Regions from separate parts of the Homo sapiens genome. Here region 2 is linked to region 1. A link is an interaction called in ENCODE POLR2A ChIA-PET data of the cell type or tissue named here. Cell type or tissue: PC-3. All regions are shown on one strand. Links, peaks and the distances in the headings refer to the core of each region. The heading gives the core; the rest is flanking DNA.

Evidence for each region. Peaks named below come from ENCODE experiments on the same cell type or tissue, not always from the same donor. Only the 100,000 strongest peaks of a DNase experiment are listed, where the experiment ranks them.
Region 2: POLR2A ChIA-PET joins it to region 1 with 6 read pairs; 4 of 35 experiments call an interaction of 5 or more read pairs at or near these places.

The regions. Positions count from the first base shown.
Region 1 is chr3:71,487,363-71,490,283 of GRCh38, reverse strand. All of the region lies in intron 3 of FOXP1 (forkhead box P1), which reads left to right. Among named protein-coding and RNA genes, the nearest start is that of MIR1284, 53 kb to the left of the region's middle. In PC-3, for the core only: no CTCF peak of the experiment used is centred there; no DNase peak of the experiment used is centred there.
Region 2 is chr3:71,085,975-71,088,895 of GRCh38, reverse strand. The region is part of intron 7 of FOXP1 (forkhead box P1); the gene reads left to right. LOC124906247 (a long non-coding RNA gene) reads right to left here. Exons shown (of 2, transcript XR_007095956.1): 2 at 181-2,921. Among named protein-coding and RNA genes, the nearest start is that of FOXP1-AS1, 200 kb to the left of the region's middle. RefSeq lists an enhancer at 953-1,052. In PC-3, for the core only: no CTCF peak of the experiment used is centred there; a DNase peak (open chromatin) is centred at 1,405; H3K27ac peaks cover 1,494 bases.

The DNA of each region.
Region 1 (2,921 bases), core at 263-2,762:
CTCAGGTGATCTGTCCACCTGAGCCTCCCAAAGTTCTAGGATTACAGGTGTGAGGCACTGTGCCTGGCCCCATTTTTTTCTCAAGGTGCATTTCCAAGGCTTGCTCAAAGGACTCACTCTCTTCCTCTGTGCTGCAGTGACTGGCCTTCCGTGCATTATGCATCTGATAGTTAGTCATTCCATTGTCAAACATTTATTCACAGTCCTGTGCCTTTTAGAACTTTACAGTTTATTGAACAACCAAAAGAAGCACCAATTAATTGTTACAGCTGACAATTTGGAGTCTTTAGGCTTGAAATAAACTCTAATTCTGAGTGAAGTGTTTCATGGTAAGTGTCCTCCTGGTAGACCAGGGTCAGAGTTACAGAGGTAGGCATCCAGAACAACAGATTGCTTCACTCAAACACAAGGAAACGAAACCATGAAATAAAAGGTTTGCACAGATAGATCATTATGGCCAACTTTTTAAGGTCAGAAGACGGGTAATGTACTCGATTGATGCCGGCGGTAACCATGCTTGCATAATAAATTAACTTAGAGGCAGGAGACAGCGAAAGAAGGGCTGAGCACTTCGTATCTCTCTTTGTGCTGTGGTTATTTAATGCCACCGTTCACCAGGAAGGAGTCAGAGTTGGCTCCTGTTTCCTGGTGTGAAGCTTTAGTTGACACTGGTACCTATAGGATGCACATCACAGGACTTCCAGAGTGAAGGCTGGCAATGCCTGCTGCATATTTAATCGGCAGTTAGCCACAGTGTTATTAATAAATGTGATCATAGCAATTTGCATTTGCATAGAGTTGTTTTGAGAAGGGCTGACTAGAGATGGCGAATGTGTTGGTTTGTTCGTCTGTCTCTGCTCTGTCATTGCATCGTCTCTACCACTAGGTTGTCCCTTGCTGGTAGATCTGGTGAAAAGACATAAGCGTCACGCAACATTCATTGTTATGTGTTATTTGCTTACAACTGTTTTCCCTTATTTGCCCAGCCTTCCTCTTTTGATGTCTCTCATAATCAAATTGCTACCTTTTGACTTACTAGGAAGAGACAAAAACAAGGGAAATGCATCCTTCTCACCGAAGACTTGGTGAAGGGCTACTTTTTTGGCTGGGAGTTCCTTTCTTTTTAAAATAAAACTCGAGAATATGGACTTTCCGTGACCGGTTTTGGGGTGGGGCGGTGGTGGCGCAGCTTCCAGAAGGTATGTGCAGCTGGCAGGTACCTTGGGCCAGGAGAGCCAGCCGACAGGGTTCCTTTCTGGTCTGCCATGTGCTGCAGCCTGTCAGGGGGCCAGCCCACGGTGTTGTGCTTAAACTTCCAGTCTCTGGAATTTTGACTTTGAAAAGTAATTTTAACAATTTAATAAACTACATAATATGTTTTATAAGCTGGAGCGAATGATCTTAAGTATTTTGGTCTCTTTCATAACACAATGAACCTAATATTGGTAAAAATACAGATCTTCACTCACACCATAAAGAGAGGCTAGATTTAATAAGCAGTTATGAGTGCTGGCAGCTGCCTATCAGATTGTATCACTCGGGCTCCCGCATGCGAAGACAGTGTCAACTTACATTTTATCTGTGAAGTATTTTCGATGCGTTTATTTTGCCTTTCTCTCCAGTTCCTAACCCAATACAAGTAATGTAATTGGCTAAATATTTTCCACATAGCTAACTGGCTAGGGGCCAAGGTGGAAACCATTGTCTGGCTTGATGAAGATCAGAAATTAACATGACATTTACGTGGAGGTAATGGAATATATTAGTAATGTAGTAATTCAGGATGGTGAGAGACAGTGTCCATCCCTTCCTGCCCATAAGCAGCAGGAGGTGTTCAGCAGCTGATGAAAGAACCTCCACACCCCCACCCCAGTTCCCTAGTACCACACAGCAGTAGCCAGCCCATCCCTGTGTCAAATTTACTTTTAAGTTCTTCAGACAGAACTGTAAGACAAACTAATGAATTATTCCATTTGTCAATTAAAAAATAAACCCCCCAACTCCTATTTTAAGATTAAATTCCAATTAGAAGATTGCATTTAATTCAGAAGCTGTAACATTGTTTTAATGAATTCTATTGGAGGTGACAGTTTATGTGAGATAAATTTATATAGTGTAGATAGATATAAATTCATTGGATAATGTTAAACATGTTACTTCATATATATTAGCTGTGAAATTTATTTCTTCTCTGGTTAGGTCCCTAAGGAGGTAGAGTCAAAGGGAAAAACATATCTTCAAAGAAAGAACCCTTTCTGTCCTTTCAGATATTTGCTCTAAAACAGCCTTTTCTCACTTTTATTAAAAAAAAATCTGTTAAATTTCTGCATTAACTGAATTTATGATTCTTGGTGTATGCTATTTATAAAATTGAATATAGGTTTTATGATATAGGAAATTAGTCTAGGAATGAGAATATGATCCAACTTTGTAATAAAGGTAATCTGCATTTATATTGCATGTATTTTCCATTCCTCTCTAAGCCCCTTACGGGATTATACACACATTTTTCTGGACATACAAATTCACCATAAACTTTTAATGTATTGGGCAGACTTTCGTTCACATGATACCTACACAAAACATCAAACCTTTTGGCTAAATTAGAGGTGGCAAACATTCTTGACACACTTTCGATTTTATAGTTCCCCTTTTCTGTGCCCATCCTGTGCCTTGGCAGACATCATTGAATTGGTCATATTCTTTCCTTTACTGAGTGTAGATGTGGCCTCAGAATTATTCCACCTAAATTCTTGTAGGCAGGCTTACAGAGTCACCATTTACATTTACAATGCAGTGTATAAGGTATAAGGCCGGGGCTTTTGAGCGATCTTTGCAGTTTGCCTTTGTATACCCAGTACTTACCCTAATATCTGGCAGACAGTTTTTAAACAGTCCATATTTCACATATTAATGAAAGA
Region 2 (2,921 bases), core at 152-2,651, 400 kb after region 1:
CTAATAAGAAAGAGAGATTGACAAAAGAGATGAACTGCACTAAGGTATTTGGTGAGTTCGATTTCTTTCTCAAATTATGCAAATTTCCTCCAGCGTTTCCCCCTAAACAATGGGAAGTTGCATATTCTCAAAGCTGTAAGACCTTCAAAGATAATCTCAGAGTGATTTTAAGGCAAAATAAGTAGTTTAATATTTATATCTAACTGCATCTCTGGTGTCTCAGAAGTCTTTGACATCATTGGAATGACTTTGTTAGTACCTTTCCCATAAATAGTTAGCTAGACAGGTGAAAGTTCAAGAAAAATAATGAGATCCTTTACGCAACTCAAATAGACTGTTCATGAGATTCCCTGTTCAACAAACATCTGACAAATTATTGGGTGGTTGTGTTGACCTAGACACCTAGAGTGAGGCACCTAGAGTGAGCAGCAGAGAAAGCAGCCGGGAGATTACATTCTTATGGGACATTAAACTGGTAAGCCAAAAAAAAAAAAACAAAAAACAAAACAATGTATCACCACATGTTGTGTGACGATGAAATCTGTAAGAAAACAAAGTAGATTAAGATAAACACCGTGGTGATGACAGTCCCATGTTTGACTGGCTGGCCAGGGAAGGACTCTGAGGAAATGGTCTTTGAGTAGAGACCTTGACTGAGTGAGGGACTGAGTCTTGCGTCTATCTAGGGAAGAAAGTTTCAGGTTCGGGGAAGAGCAAGTTTAAGAGCCCCCAATCAGAAACAAGCTTGGTTGCTCTTTCGCAATTTCCAGAGACTCCATCTATTCCCCAGCATCTTGGTTCTCACCACTGCACTGCTTATGGTTGACCGTCAGCTTTGCTTTTTTGACCATAGTCTTACAGCCCTGGCTTAGCCTTCTCTGAAAACATACATTTGCACACTAAGCCAGATTCACATGGGAGGTACATTATGCCGTGGCCTAGTCTAGTGTGTATTTCCCCTTTCTCTCCCCACAAAGATTTTACAAAACTTATACATGCAAACAGGTATTTTTGTTTGTTTCACATGAGTCGCTTTTGCATAATATAACAAGCCCATGATTTCACATGTACAGTAATTCATAGAAAGTGATAGTCATCTTGCTTAGACACCTTAGTTCTCAAATCTAGCCTGCTAAATATAGTACCTTCTCAGACCCATATAAGGTGTCATAAAAAAAGAAAAAATAAAGGTCAAAGTTTCCCCACCCACAAATTTGGTTATAAAAACAGCAAAGCAGGGTTTTTCTGAACTTGAATCAGTAAATTTTTAATTTAAATAGTATCCTGTTTTGACAAAGTGCTAAACCACAGAGGTCTGAGAAAGACACTCTTAAGCCTTTGTCAATACCAGCTGGCATCTCTCAACAGGAAACCTTGGATGACTTTTGTTGTCATTTTGTGATGCACTGACAAGGAATGCGTGCCCTTATTTGTTGCATCAAGGAAATGGTCAGAGTACCTCTGATGCGGCTCGATGCCGTTTACATCAATATGTTGCATAATCCTTTGCCAGACAAAACCGGTATTTTGTTGTCGTTGTTTGATCAATTAACATTGGATTTCTGGCTTTGCTAAGTGCACCTCCAGAGCAAGACACAAAATGATGTCACATGAGTTCTGTTCTCTGACCCACCCAACAAAGAACTGAGCTAACCTGCAACCCTTTTCCTGCCTTGGTCTTTTGATCTCATCAGTTGTGCAGCTCACCTCTTCAGGGCCTGCACAGCTCTTGAATGGTGTGGACTGTCCCGAGGAAATCCAAGGTACTATAAGAGCTCTTTGTTGGAATTCAGTCCCTAGCCCTCTCTTTATCTCACTTTGTTTCATGTTGAATAGTAAGTTGCATTTTACTGTTATGGTGACTGCATTTTTCTTATGGGGCCTTCAGGGTAAACAGCCGTTAGTTTCCATCTGTGAACACACATGTAGCTTGTGTTTGGGTAGGGTGCCTGGTGCTTCCAAAGTCATTATTTTCTCTGTAATGTTTGTTCTCCATGGTTGTGCATAGATAGATTCTATGCCCCAGTGCAGGACGAAGAGGTAGCCTGTAATTCCAGCTGAATGTGTTGCAGTTGAAAGTGGGACGGGAGTGGAAGCAAGTGATGGATCAAGCAAATCGCTTTTAATTTTACATAAATTGGTTTTCTGCTTTCCTCTGGGGCAGAAGTTTGCTGCTCAGGGTCATGTTAAATGTCGCTGATGATTTGGAAGAGAGGCATTCCTGGAAAATATCCGGTGAGACAGAACTTGGGATTTCAGTCCCTGCCTCTCATTGACAGACTTGGGGAAATTAGAGATGGAGTCTCTAGCCTGGGATGGGAGCCGTTATCTCTGGACCAGCTAGAGACACTGGAGATTAGAAAAGGCAACAGCAATTTTAGATTCCCGAAGAATAAAATTATCATGACATTTATCAAATGTGCTCCCTTTCCCCCCGGTACATTGCATAATAATGATGTTTGTATATGTTGTTGTCACATAAGCAAGAACGAGAGAAGATCCCCTTTCATGGGATGCTCACAGATTTCCTTAATATGAAATTAACTAGCAGTCCTAGATAAGTAAGCTAGAACTGTAATGGGCACAGTCTGAAAGAGGGCAGAGCTTTCTTTTTGCCCCTTGGCCAAGGACAAAACATGGGCAAGGCCAGTTGTCAACATGAGACACTGGTTTCAGGTTTGCAGCTACAAAGAATACAGTTGTGATGGATTTCAATCCGATATTTGCAGTTCCAATGCTAGAATTTTCAGCCATGTCATCCTGAGTCTCTTTAGGCTTTAGAAACAAAGGATTCATGTTTGAATCGTGACCTGCCACCATGACCTTGGGCAAAATAGAAAACTTTGTTTCTTTGTCTATAAAATGGCCGTAAATGTGCGGTGGCTCACGCCTGTAATCCTAGCACTTTGGGAGGCCAAGGC